Linked DNA regions of Homo sapiens: region 1 is linked to region 2. The links are chromatin contacts, found by Hi-C in ENCODE. All regions are on one chromosome and are shown on one strand. The core of a region is the stretch at or near the end of the contact, and the rest is flanking DNA. Distances in the headings are between cores, read along the strand shown.

Region 1 (7,645 bases), core at 2,661-5,160, 2.3 Mb after region 2:
GCACCCAAGCCCTGACCCACAAAGTAAAGGAACAGGCGAAACTTCTCGCCAAATAGCTTCAAGGCAGAAACTACGCAGCTGGCTTGGGAATTCCGTACAACGCGAACGCGCATGCACAGGCAGGACTGAGCGTGTCCATCTTCGCATTACTCCCGGAGATGACTCTCGGAAACGGTCCGAGGACTAACGTCTTTCTCTTCCTCGCCCTCATTCCTCCCAGTAACGTCCGCTACAAAAGAAACCGTGCACAAAATAAACTCGGGCGGCGGGTAGAAAGGAGACAGCCGAATTCCCTACACCCATGATCAACACGCCCACACCTCCCATCAGGCACGGCGCTCCCGCCTCCCCGAAGAGGCGGTGGAACGTGGTGGTGGGGGGGGTGCTGGGGGAGGGCTGGCGGGGGGAGGGCCGGGGGAAGGAGCGGGGCGGGAACGTCCTTCTGCTACTGCTATGGCTTCCGGGGCAGCACTTCGGCAGACCGCCCGCCTCCCAGTTGCAAATCGACTTCCGGGGCACCCCCACCGGCTGCCCGGTGGGTTCTCTGCTCGAACTTCTGGCGCTTTTCCCTTCCCGTTTATCTTGTTCAGGTCCCTCAGTGGACTGCTCCAGATCTAAAGAGCAGAAATTGGGCCGCAAAGAGAACGTCCTCCCAGACTTTCTCCGTCGCGGTGAAATTATGCCCGTTTGGTGGCAGTATGTATTCACAGATGCGTGCAGCTCTGCTCTTACCCCGCCCTTCGCGTTTAGAAAAAAAGCGCCGTTCCTCAGAGTCAAAACAAAGTTTCTTTCCGCTGTAGAGGCACAGCTTTTAGGGTGGCCTACTAACTCCCGCTTTTTCTTTTCTGAAATCTCTGTGCCAATCTGATGGACAGAAGAGCGACAAAAAATATTTTTAACGTGAGATTCTTTGTTGACTAGCCTGCTTGTAAACTTTCTGACATATGCCTTTTTTTTTTTTTTTTTTTCCATAGGGCTGTGAACCCCTGATATCTGAGAGGTGTCTCAGTCAATTTAGAAAGTTTATTTTGCCAACGTTAAGGACGCGCCCATGACAGCCTGAGGAGGTCCTGACGACACGTGCCCAAGGTGGTCAGGGCACAGCCTGCTTCCATACATTTTAGGGAGACATGAAACATCAATATGTAAGATGTATACTGGTTCGGTCTCTAAAGGTGGGACAACTTGAATTGGTGAGGTGACTAGGAAGGTCATAGGTAGATAAAGACACACTGGTTGCATTCGAGTTTCTGATTAGCTTTCCATATTTTTTAAATTGAAAAATACCCAGTTAATGTCATAACTTATCTTACTATAACTTCAGAATCTAAATTATAACAAGTTTTGTCTAAAAGCATTTATCTCATTACATTTACCTACTTTTTCTAATAGTTTACCTAGATTATTTATGAAACTGCGATAGTCATTTTATTTCCTTTTCAACCATTTTATAGCCTGTGAATTTCAGGTGTTTACCTAAGTAAAAGCCTTAAGATTAAATATATGGTTATTTTACTGAATAATTGGATATTTAGCGATTTTCATTAATCCAATATTAATTTTTTTATCAAAAATTATACAAGCAAAAATTCTGTTTTTGCCGGATTTATAGTTTTGTAACCCGCATGCCAAATTTTTTTTTTAATTATTAAAGGTTCAGGGTACATGTGCACAATGTGCAGGTTAGTTACATATGTGTATACATGTGCCATGCTGGTGTGCTGCACCCATTAACTCGTCATTTAGCATTAGGTATATCTCCTAATGCTGTCCCTCCCCCCTCCCCCCTTCCCCCACCCCACAACAGTCCCCAGAGTGTGATGTTCCCCTTCCTGTGTCCATGTGTTCTCATTGTTCAATTCCCATCTATGAGTGAGAACATGCGGTGTTTGGTTTTTTGTCCTTGCGATAGTTTACTGAGAATGATGATTTCCAATTTCATCCATGTCCCTACAAAGGACATGAACTCATCATTTTTTATGGTTGCATGGTATTCCATGGTGTATATGTGCCACATTTTGATAAGTATGAAATTGCTTGATTAATAAATGCAAAAATGTATGCTGGCAATTTTTAAGAAATTTCTGTTATTAGTTTACCAATAATTTTTAAGCAAGCATATGACAGATTTTACTTAAGTCATATAAAGATGAAAAGCATTTGGGCTAATTAATTTATGAGTACTTGTTAAGCCAGTGTGGTACCTTGTGGCCCAAAACACAACAAAATACGTGTACATACATATAAACACACACATACACACTTACACAGCTGTTCCCGGTCCAAACTGAGGGTCAGCCTACTTATTCCTGCTACCCGGTAATGAGATGCAGATGAACTGGGAAAGAAGAGAGTTTATATAAGCTCAGAAAACTTTGTAATTTTTACTTGGTCTGCCAATATTTTCGAGGCCTTCTCCCTGTGGAGAGACTGTCGTCAGACCAACTCAAAATTACAAAGTTTTCCAAAGCTTATATACCTTTTAAGCTATATGTTTACATATAACTTTGCATTCATCTAAAGACATAAGTTATTAACTTCTTTTAATCTACAACTAAGTTCTCAGTTTTGAAGACCTTCCTCTGGAGCCTCAGTAAATTTACTTAATCTAGATGGGTCCAGGTGCTTGGGGTGATTACCCTTATCTTGTCTGCTGTAAATCCATAGAGGTTTTAGAAGTTCCTTTAGACCACCAGTAAAACTTGTTTGTGGAGGTCTGGGGAGTTTCTTCAGACCTCCAATAAAAACTTGTTTAATCCCAAAGGGGTCCTGTTAAGAATTCCTTTATCTTGTCATGCTTCAAGGCCCAGGAGGACATAGGCAAAATTCTTGGTGGGCTTTTGTTAAATCCCAGCCTTTGTATAAGGGCACTGGCTCTTTCAGCTTTTAATATTTAACCAGTCAGTGCTGAAACAGTTGTTAAGGAGGCCTCCCTGTTCAGCTGTGAGACCTGCCCTGCCACACAACCAAAAATCCTATAGCTTTTACTTCAGAACTCTAGTCATGAGATATTAATACAAACTCATTGGTTTACAAAAACAATAACAAAATGAAATGGATGGATGCAAATGGTGGATTTTATCTCAGTAGAAATGTAACAGCAGACTTAATGCAGGCAAAAAAGAAAGCAGAGCCATACACAGAGAACTTAGGAACTTTATACTCACAGGTGGACCTTTGCGATCTGAATTTTCCTTGCCGTAATTGTGCAGAAAAGGACCACAGTATGTCAATTTTACACAAACATTCGCAAGAAGAGGCGCCATAAAACCAACAGAGTGCCTGAAAGGAGGTCATTCCTGTTTTTCCTCTTTCTTAGATTTATTTTTTGAAGGAAGGAACTTAGCTGTGGCCTAAGGTTTCAGTGGAGTGGGTCCAAGTATCCGGGTTGTGGGCAGGACTCCACAGTGTGTCACCACAGAGTAATTTCCACCTTATGTGTCTCATTTTCTCTCTCTGGAGGTCTAGCACCTATGGGAGGGTCAAAGCAAAGTGATCAGCTCTAATAGGCATTTCCTGGATGAGCTTTTTAAAACTATTTTGTTGTAGGTTCCCTGTAGGGCTGCTGGTTGTCACGGGGGTCAACACCCCCAGACACTCCCACTGGGCTCCAAGTCACCCAGGGGTGCCTTTCTGCTGGGAAGAGCAAAATGCCCTTTCCCTTTGGAGGTCAGGAAACAGTCTCTCATGTATCTATGAAAACAACAGTACAGCTCTTCACGCAGATGCACACACAAAACAACAAGATTAATTTGGGGAGGAAAAGCAATGGAGAAGACACTGTAGAATGCATCTCCAAATTAGAATTCGGATCCTAAACAATAACTTCCTAAGAGGGGAAAAAAGAGAGGGGCAGCTATGACCATTTCCTGTAAACTGTCTTCAGCCACTTGTAATTTTGTAGCTCTCATCTACCATTACACACGCCAAGGTCAAATCCTCTCACAGCACAAGATCCTTCCCCGACCGAACCACTTTACATCTTACATAAAATGATTGATGTTTCATGTCTCACTAAAATGTATGGAAGCAGGCTGTGCCCTGACCACCTTGGGCACGTGTCGTCAGGACCTCCTGAGGCTGTCATGGGCGGGTCCTTAACGTTGGCAAAATAAACTTTCTAAATTGACTGAGACACCTCTCAGATATCAGGGGTTCACAGCCCTATGGAAAAAAAAAAAAAAAAAAAGGCATATGTCAGAAAGTTTACAAGCAGGCTAGTCAACAAAGAATCTCACGTTAAAAATATTTTTTGTCGCTCTTCTGTCCATCAGATTGGCACAGAGATTTCAGAAAAGAAAAAGCGGGAGTTAGTAGGCCACCCTAAAAGCTGTGCCTCTACAGCGGAAAGAAACTTTGTTTTGACTCTGAGGAACGGCGCTTTTTTTCTAAACGCGAAGGGCGGGGTAAGAGCAGAGCTGCACGCATCTGTGAATACATACTGCCACCAAACGGGCATAATTTCACCGCGACGGAGAAAGTCTGGGAGGACGTTCTCTTTGCGGCCCAATTTCTGCTCTTTAGATCTGGAGCAGTCCACTGAGGGACCTGAACAAGATAAACGGGAAGGGAAAAGCGCCAGAAGTTCGAGCAGAGAACCCACCGGGCAGCCGGTGGGGGTGCCCCGGAAGTCGATTTGCAACTGGGAGGCGGGCGGTCTGCCGAAGTGCTGCCCCGGAAGCCATAGCAGTAGCAGAAGGACGTTCCCGCCCCGCTCCTTCCCCCGGCCCTCCCCCCGCCAGCCCTCCCCCAGCACCCCCCCCACCACCACGTTCCACCGCCTCTTCGGGGAGGCGGGAGCGCCGTGCCTGATGGGAGGTGTGGGCGTGTTGATCATGGGTGTAGGGAATTCGGCTGTCTCCTTTCTACCCGCCGCCCGAGTTTATTTTGTGCACGGTTTCTTTTGTAGCGGACGTTACTGGGAGGAATGAGGGCGAGGAAGAGAAAGACGTTAGTCCTCGGACCGTTTCCGAGAGTCATCTCCGGGAGTAATGCGAAGATGGACACGCTCAGTCCTGCCTGTGCATGCGCGTTCGCGTTGTACGGAATTCCCAAGCCAGCTGCGTAGTTTCTGCCTTGAAGCTATTTGGCGAGAAGTTTCGCCTGTTCCTTTACTTTGTGGGTCAGGGCTTGGGTGCTTGAGTGGGAGAAACAGAAAGCCAGCTAGCCCTGGAACCCCTTCTAAGATCGTCATCCACCCAGCCATCCATAAATCTGTTCATCCATGAAACAAATAATCATTGAGCACCCCTTATATGCCAGACACACGTAAGGATGCAAGGGCCGCGTTCTCATTCTAGTGGGTGGGGACAGAGAGTAAACAAATTATCTACTTAATTTCAGATAGTGGTAAGTGATAGAAAATAAAACGGGGTGATATTGTCAGAGGCGTTTGAACCAGAGCGACTCCATTCCGAGTGAGGGCTAGGAAAATGAAGCTGAGGCTTGCTGGGCTGCATTCCCAGAAAGTTAGGTATTCCCAGCCTCTAGATGTTTACGGTTAAGGGAACAAATTAATAACGTTTACTAAACAGACCCAGACTTGGGAGTGTCCAGATATTCCGATATCTGGAGAAGAAAGGCATTCCTAATTTTGCCTTAAAGATAACAACACTGATTCTTGCAAAACATAGTAATTAAGAAAATTAATCCTCTATCACAAACCCTTGTAGCAGAGCACATCTCCTCATATAACAAGCATTGTACCTAGGGTGGACGCATTCCTCCTCTTACTTTTGGGAACGTCCTACTCTGTCTATGGAGTAGCTGCCCTTTCACCACTGTGCTTTCTCAATAAACTTGCTTTTGCTTTGCACTGTGAACTCGCCCTGAATTATTTCTTGCGCGAGATCCAAGAACCCTCTCTTGGGGTCTGGATCAAGACCCCTTTCCTGTAACAATATGACAAAGAAATGCGGTGGATGTTATACCCATTTATACTTGGTGGTCAGACTCGGCTTCTTTCAAAAATGACAGTTGAAGACATTAGGAAGGGTCCTGTATGGCTTTGATGACCTTGATAAGGGTCAAGGCTTCTTCCTGGTTTTGCCTTGTCTCAGGCTTATTAACAGAGACTTAGATCACCACAAAATATTGATAGGTCTGCTGCTTCATTCCCTGCAGTTGCTCCTATACTCTGAAAACTAGCATCAGAGTACAAAATTCTAATAGAAGGACTAAGCGGGGTCAGGAAGTGCCAGCGCTCCAGCGTGAAAAACAAAAGCTGTTAGGTTAGGGCCTTGAGCACTTAGGTTAAAGGCCTTTTTCCACTGACCCCCCCAGGAGCCCAGAGGGATGGGGAAGTCTGGTTTCCTTCTTCTTTGTGGCCTGCCTTCCCTCTGGCCTCCTTGTTCTATGGGTCCTGGGATCTTATCCTTCTGGATTAGGTCATTATGGGGCTTTGCTTTGCTGTAATGGAGCAGCGTGTCACAGACAGACCTCTAGTGCTATCAATGGAAAGCCAGTGGAATTTTAATTCTGAATAAGTGTTTGGAATGGGCCCACGGTGCAGTATCTCCTATGCGGTTTTGGAGGCCTTGTAGAATTGGCACAAGTGACCAGGGCTGTGATAGTTTAAGGAATTCTATGTCTCAGCATGAAGTTAAAACCATGATGACAACGGTGTATAAAACAGTGGGGCTTACTGGTTTCCCTTTTCATCCTCTGAGTGTCCTTTCTGGCCTGTTTCTCACTTTCAGATTTGGGCCCAATTACCTAATTGTGTGAGCTCTATCTCTCTGAGCAAAACTGAAAGTGCAGTTGTGCATAAGGCGGAAGTCCGGGTGGATTGTGTTCTATCCTATTATGTATTAGGCCTATCCGCCTCTTCAGCATGACTGAAGAAATAAGCGTAAACACTGACAACTTATTTCCTCACTCGGATCTCTCCACGCCACCCTCACCAGCAAGGGGAAACCTGTGTTCAGAGGTGGGAAAGGCTAGCAAAAGCCACAGTTTTCTGGCTGGATCATAAAGAATGAACATTGTCTGATCTGGAAACACCCAGGGTCCCTATCCATTTAAACCAAAACATCTTTCTGCCAGGTTTGTAGTCCAAATCTTCCAACTACTCATTTCTCTCAAGCCTTCGTCTCCGTTCACCCTTCTATTTCACAACTTATTTTCTCTCTGCAAGCCTCCAACACTGCCTCCCGACTCCTCACATTCAGCCTCTGACCTTCCTTTCTAATTCGCTGAGAAAATTGCCTGAGAGTCAACCCAAATTAACAAGTCAAAAATCGAACTCTCCCATCTTCCCCTAGAAACCTCCTCCCACTGCAGCGTCCCCCCTCGCCCCACCCCTCACAGTTAAGGCCACTCTTATCCTTCCAATTGTTCATGCTATAGACTTGAGGGTGATCCTTCACGCCACTGTTTTACTCACCCCTCATTTCCATCTGTGAAGAAATCCTTTGAGCTCTCTTGTCAAAATAGATCCAGAATCTGACATCTGACGATGGGAGACATTCATCTCAGGGAAAAGCATAGGTGCCCCTTCTGAGCAGTTTGTCAGATTCGATCTCAGGGATACTGTTGAGTCCTGCAGAGGATCGTGTTTCCCTCTTTACATTTTGGCAGCTAGAAAACTTAAATCCACATCTGTGGCCAACTAGTGCTCAATGGCTTGCTCTTTGTGTTCAAGTTC
Region 2 (6,723 bases), core at 3,004-5,503:
CAAAGGGAGTGGAAGGGTTAGTGCACAAGATCGTGGACAAATACAATTATGAACATCAATGCACAAGAAGAGTCCTTGGGTGATCAGCCCACATTGTAGCGTGCAAATAGGATACAGAGTCCCTTTCTAATGGACAGGACTCTGGACAATTGCAACTGTGCAAATTAACTGTTCAAGAGCTGTTATTGAATAATCTGCACTCGTTAGCAACATCCCACAGAAGGTGGGATGGGGTGAGAATCCATTTTTATTGCACAGAACCATGAATATATGCAATTATGCATATCAACTGTTTAAGAGAAGGAAACTTGGGTAGTCAGAACTCAGCAGCAATGGCAAAGAGGACATCCTAGACTAATGAGTGGGACTATGGGCAATTAGTGTTTTACATATTAATGCAAGGTGGTAGGTAGTTCACACTATCTAGGAGCAATGATAAAGGCATACACATAAGTGGGTCTTCTCTGTTACGCAGAACCATGAATAATTACTATTGTATCCATTAATATTCCAAGGGAAGGGGCTCTAAGAATGAGTCAGTCCCACTGCTGTTATGCAAAGATGTTTGCAAAGGCCATAGTGTAACTAACAGAACTATGGATAATTGGGATTTTACTCAATAATTTAAGAAACTCTTAAATCTCAGGTAGTCAGCGCTGCCTCAAGGCAAATGCAAGGGCGACTGGTAGTCTTCATGATTAATGGGTGAGACAATTAGCAATTACTACTTTGTTCTTTAATTGTCCAAGAACAGCAGGATTCTCCAGAAGCACAGCAAAAAGCGCAGTAGGGTGCCTTTGTTTAATAGGCAAAGCTATGACAATTGGGACTGAGCATTTTAACTGTCCAACAAAAGACGGGTTGTCTGCGACCCCCTGCTGAATGCAAATGGGGTTCAGAGTGCTGTCTAATCCAATGGGTAGGATTATTGGCAATTAGAATTTTACTCAATGCAAAGAGTTTTAGGTGGCCAACACAGTACACAAGAAAAGATCACTACTCAAAATTGGGACTGTGACTACAGAAGCAATGACAGAGAAATGGTTTCTCCTTTAAGGGCAGGGGATCGAGAAAATGATAAGTAACTCAAATTGTGGGCAATAATGCTCTGATAGAAAGCTCTCAATTGACATTCCCTAACTTCAACGTACCGAGTAAGGAAATTCTTTGTCCTGAGATCACAGACAAATGGGATTGTATGCATTAACTGAAAATGGTCAAGGAGTCAGTACTGAAGATCAGCAATGCCAAGGGTAAACGGAATATCCCAGTATAATAGGATAAGCAATGGACAACTTATTTTGAGCACTGAATCAATGAAAATTAGAGTGACTTTCGAGAGAAGCTGGGCGGGACTGAGGAACTAGGACTGGGACTGGGGCTAGGGCTGGGGGGTTAGGGGACTGGGGCTGGGGCAGGGCTGGGGCGGGGTGGGAGTAGGGCTGGGGCTAGACTAGGGGTTTGCTGGGAGCAGGGCTGGGGAGGAACTGGATGCTAGGCAGGCAGGATACAACGAAAAATTGAAATACTCCAATATAATAAGTCTGAATAGAGGACACCAGACCACAGCAATTCAAGTTTCCTGTCTGATAAGTAGGTGATTAGTCAATTAGTGCAGCATCAAGGATGGGAACAAAGCAAGGCCTGGACCTGTGTAAACCTTCAAACACTCTTTTTTACATTAGGTCATGAAGTTAAATTTTTTACTGTTTCTGTGCTACAGACTCTTCAAAGGAAAATAGTTAAGTCAATTTCAAAGAAAATGACCAGCACATTTTTAAAACATTAGAAATGATTTGACTTTGACTATCTACTGCCAAAAAAAGGTTAAGGAATTTGTAATGAGAAGCTAAAAACTTTAAGGAATTTTAAGGAACTCAAAACAAAAACTCATTAAATGTAATTAAAGTGAATTCTACAAATAAAGCCTCTTAATACATTTCTATAATAGTCACTTAAGACTTAAATTCAAACACTAGCAAACCACAAAATCAGACTGTATGACTGACATCCAAAAGATAAATATAAATCAAAATCCGACCCCAGCATTAGCCAAGGGGTAGGTGTTCCTCTTGAGGAAGGCAGGAATTCCTCTTCTGCCACCTGTTGGCCAACGATCATCTGTGATCCATTCTGGTCCTTGCCACGGCTCACCACCATGTCCACACCAAGCAGGCCTGGAGCACTGCCCATGGCAACAGTGCAGTGCAGGGCAGACCAGAGGGGGGTAGGGGGGTAGGGGGGTAGGGGGGTGGGGAGGTGGGGGGTGGGGGGTGGGGGTGGGGAGTTGGGGGGGTTGGGGGGTGGGGGGGGAGGTATACTTAGCCTTAGGTGAGGCACCAATACAGAGGAATGGAGGGAGGTTCAGACCACACAGCCAGATATCCAGCACTGCAAGAGGCAGCACTGGACAGGAGGGGACAAATAAGAGGGGACAGAGGTGGAAAGGCTAAATGTCCTTGAAAAGACCTTGAAAACACCTGGTGTACCGCCCACTGGGAGACATACACGTGGCCCCTCCACTTCTTTCTCCTGACTGGCTAAAGACAGCTGCGAAGTGCCATGCTAATTCACCCAGGTCTTCGCTGAGTAGCTGGACAGTGTGTCATCAGTCTAATTCCATCTTCTGCTCTAATTGGCTGTGATCAATTCCACCCCCATTTCTAATTGGTTGGGTTATGCAGCAATCCAGCACTGTCCATCCCACCTTTTCTCCCGCTCTGCGTGGCACTAGGCGGCAAAACCCGCCATCTTTAACAATGCGGCAAGCCCGCCATGATGTCCACGTGACAAAAGCCATGATATACATATGACAACGCCTGCCATATTGTCCCTGCGGCAAAACCCAACACGAAAAGCACACAGCAAAGACAAAGAGGCCCGCCATGTTTTACACTGCGGCAAGACCTTCAGCCGCCATCTTTTCCTGTGTGACCGCACATGTCCACCACCATGCTAACCACTTAACAAAGCCTCGCCCATCATGATGTGGCCTTCCCGCCACTTGAACACTGCGACAGAACTGGATCCGCCATTTTGGACAACCTAACAAAGCACAGCCCGCCATGCTGAGCAATGCCGCAATGTCAAAATCGCCATTTTAAGCCCTGCACCTTAGTCTTTCCTAACCTTCCATTTTTAACTAGTCCCTTGTACTGATAAAAGATGATTCTTACTGCCTCCCGATACAACAATCACGCAAAGCTCCTAACAAGCCCCAAATCAATTCATTCAGATAGGTTTAGCTCATGCAATGCACATGACTTCCTCTGCCTGACCTGCTATCATCCATCTTGCCTCCCTAGTTTAACTTAGCACAAACGACTAGCCCTAAGCCGAGTTATGCGGCAAGTCTAAAATGGCGGCCACTTTTCCTCCACAATCTGAACACGCCCTTAGCTTAACTGCAGAGTCATTCTCTGCCAAAGCGGTAGGTACACTCACACACCACCAAATGATCAGCAGCAAAAAAAAGTGTAGATATTCCAGAGAGTGCAACAACCCACAAAACCAACATTTTTTCATCCATAAAAAGCACCGATGGGCGATGAAAAAAAAAAATCAAAGCAGGTATCCGCGGCCCCGATGGGCCAGAAAAACAAAAATTAAAGCAGGTATCCGAGGCCCCGATGGGCAAGGAAAAATAAAAAAAAAAAAAGCAGGTATCCGAAGCCCCGATGGGCCAAAAAAAGAAAATTTTTAAAAAGCAGATATCCGTCACCCCGATGGGCCAGAGTGTTGGGGGTTCAGAGGGGAAGGGAATCAGCAGGTATCCGATACCCCGATGGGCTAAGGAAAAAAAAATAAAAAGCAGGTATCCGCGGCCCCGATGGGCGAATAAAAAAGAATTAAAAGGCAGGTATCCACGGCCCCGTTGGGCAAAGAAAAAATAATAAAACCAGGTATCCGCAGCCCCGATGGGCAAAATATAGAAAAGAGAGTGGAAGAGTAAAAAACTGATCCACAAAAAACAGAGATGTCAACCAAAAATGATTCCAAAGAAAAATTCCTTAAATATTAAAAATTGCCTCAAAATATTCCAAATACTTTCTTTAAAAAAATATGGAGGACGTGTCAAGAAGACACTAGGAGAAAGTATAGAATTTAAAAAAATATTTTATGGAATTTAGGTGATTTTTTTAAAGAAATACGCCATAAAGGGTGTTGGGGGACTAGAAAATGTTCTAGAAAGAACCCCAAGTGCAGAGAGATCTTCAGTCAGGAAGCTTCCAGCCCCGAGAGAGTAAGAAATATGGCTGCAGCAGCGAATTGCAGCGCTTTAAGAACTGAAGGGGGGGCTGAGGGCGGAGAGAGCATAAGAGGCGTGGCCTAGAAGATTGAAAGCCGGACATCTTTGTGATTTGGTTGGTTCAAAATTTACCCAGTAAGGACAAAAAAGGGAAATTTCAAGAAAGCAAAGACATACCAGAAAGAACATTAACTGGAAGTAGACTTCATTTCTAGACCAGGAGTCACAACTTCAATGGGTTTTCCAGTTCTCATCTATAACATGGGGACATTGAGTAAATCAAGCAATAATTAATGCTAAAATCCTCCATAAACTGCATAATAAATGTAAAGATGTTAATTCAGCTTGGTTTTGAGAATGGGGGAAGGGATAGGTAGAGCTTTGATGTGTTGATAAAGTATCCAAATATATCATTCAAACCAGAATTTGTAACTCCTCCACCAAACTTTTGAACCAAAGAAGCTAGAAAGGAGTAATACATTGAGGTTAGTACCATCTTCAAGGGACTTCCCATTCCATTATCCCATGTAATAGATAATGGAATATGTATTGCATAGATAATAATAAAGGATTATTCCTGTTTTATACATTAAAATAGAGTCCTATAGAGGTTACATCATGTGCCCGAGGTCACACACCATGATTCAGAGTCAATGTAGTTTTTACTCCAACACTCTACCTTGTATGGCTCCCAACCATAAGAGAACGGAAGTGCTTACGAGTCAATTGGTGAGCAAGAGAGAAAAAGGAAAGAAAGACATTTCATAGAATGGCTATTTGGTTCCTAAATAATCAAGAAAGAGTACTGTTTGTGACCTGTTTGTAATTTTTTAACTATGACTCCTTAATCTTTACTATTTTCCTATTTCCTCCATGAATCTGAGGAACCCAACATTGGACCAACCATATGACACAGTAGTGAAGTTGACCCTCTGTCAGTAACTGATAAGTGGTAGGAAGAAAAAGCTCATATAAAAGCCAAAGCTGCCCTCAGAAACCTGGCTATTTCAGTAGGAAGCAATTAATCTCATAAACTCTTCTATGTCATTCGAGAAACAACAGAGAACCAGAAGGGAGACAATGGCAACTTAAGTATTATAGAGCAACTTCTAGAAAGTCAAAGGATACATTACCCTCCCACTGGCTGAACTGGAAAGTGTAACTATCGACCCAAATCTATCAGGTAAGCTTGCTCTTCAGTTTCCAGAAAAATAATAAAGTATGCAAATTTTCTTCCTTAAGAAATACCTTCCATCTTCTAAGTGTCCTTGGATCAAACAAAAAAAGTAATCTGACTTGTCATTCCAAATGAGGGTTATTGTATTGTAAAGTGGTGCAATACAATGGTACCTTTGAGAAAACAATGCTTAACAAAGAGAGAAACTACCTACAGTGACACCTATGAAGCAGCTATCAGAAAGACTGGATTACCAAACCTCTAATACAACTTTATCTACTAGAAGTTTCTACAAGTGTGGAAATGTTCTATACTTTTAAGAAATTTGGTTGGCCGGGCGCGGTGGCTCATGCTTGTAATCCCAGCACTTTGGGAGGCCGAGGTGGCTGGATCACCTGAGGTGAGGAGTTTGAGACCAGCCTGGCCAACATAGCGAAACCCCGTCTCTACTATAAATACAAAAATTAGCCGGGCATGGTGGCAGGCACCTATAATCCCAGCTACTTGGGAGGCTGAGGCAGGAGAATCACTTGAATCCAGGAGGCGGAGGTTGCAGTGAACCGAGATGGTGCCACTGCACTCCAGCCCGGGCGACAGAGCAAGACTCCATCTCAAAAAAAGAAAAAAGAAATTTAGTTGGGGAAAAATTTTCTAAAGACTCAAGTAGCATCAAATATAAAAGATTGATAAATTTGACTCTGAAATTAAAACCTTTTGTTTCACAAAAATACCTTTTCAAATAAAAAGGCAAAAAGACAATTTATAAACTGGTTGTCCTGGGTTTCTGTGACCAGGCCCTGGTTCCAGGTGGGCAGCCACGCTAGCAGATCACTCTCATTGGTTGTCATTGGAGTTTTTTAAATGGTAACTCTTAAGGCTAGGCATGCAAAATGGTGCTGATGTGCCGTTATGGGGTGACACTCACATTGGACACAGGACATGTTCAGAGCTGTGGCCTACCTAAATCCACTGTTGACCCTTAGGCTAAAGAAACTGCAAAAGCAAGAAATTTATAATTTCAATACAAAGAGGTTCCAGAGTGCCATTGCAAAAATGGAAGTAGTACAGTGTTGCTATGTTTTTCTCATAGAGGGAGATGTGAAATTAGCCAGGAATGGTGCATTTGACAATAAACACAAAGAGATGATTTCTGGACCTAAAAAGGAAGATATGGTGCAAGGTCATTATAAAAATTGATATGTGAACTGTTGAATAAACAAATACGTAAGCATCTCTTCTCCACCTGGTATTCTAAATTTTCATTGATAAATCACTACACCTCACATGGGCCCATGTA

Evidence for each region. A loop is a pair of places that touch in the nucleus more often than their neighbours do. Pooled maps may share reads with other maps.
Region 1: a map of MCF 10A shows a loop between it and region 2 (17-fold over the local background). The contact joins the enhancer-like site here to the promoter of XIST in region 2. A Hi-C loop is called at or near these places in 1 of 168 maps with a recorded cell type or tissue (MCF 10A), 8 of 37 single-sample maps with no recorded cell type and 17 of 50 pooled maps.

Annotation. Positions count from the first base shown.
Region 1 is chrX:76,144,986-76,152,630 of GRCh38, forward strand. No RefSeq gene overlaps it. Among named protein-coding and RNA genes, the nearest start is that of PBDC1, 24 kb to the right of the region's middle. RefSeq lists enhancers at 319-1,138, 3,462-3,996. Within about 2 kb of position 3,911, at least 25 of the 41 ENCODE cell types and tissues checked have a DNase peak (open chromatin) inside an H3K27ac peak, as active enhancers do.
Region 2 is chrX:73,848,461-73,855,183 of GRCh38, forward strand. XIST (X inactive specific transcript) reads right to left here and starts at 4,254. Exons shown (of 6, transcript NR_001564.3): 1 at 1-4,254. RefSeq lists enhancers at 2,379-2,428, 2,859-3,108, 2,972-3,473.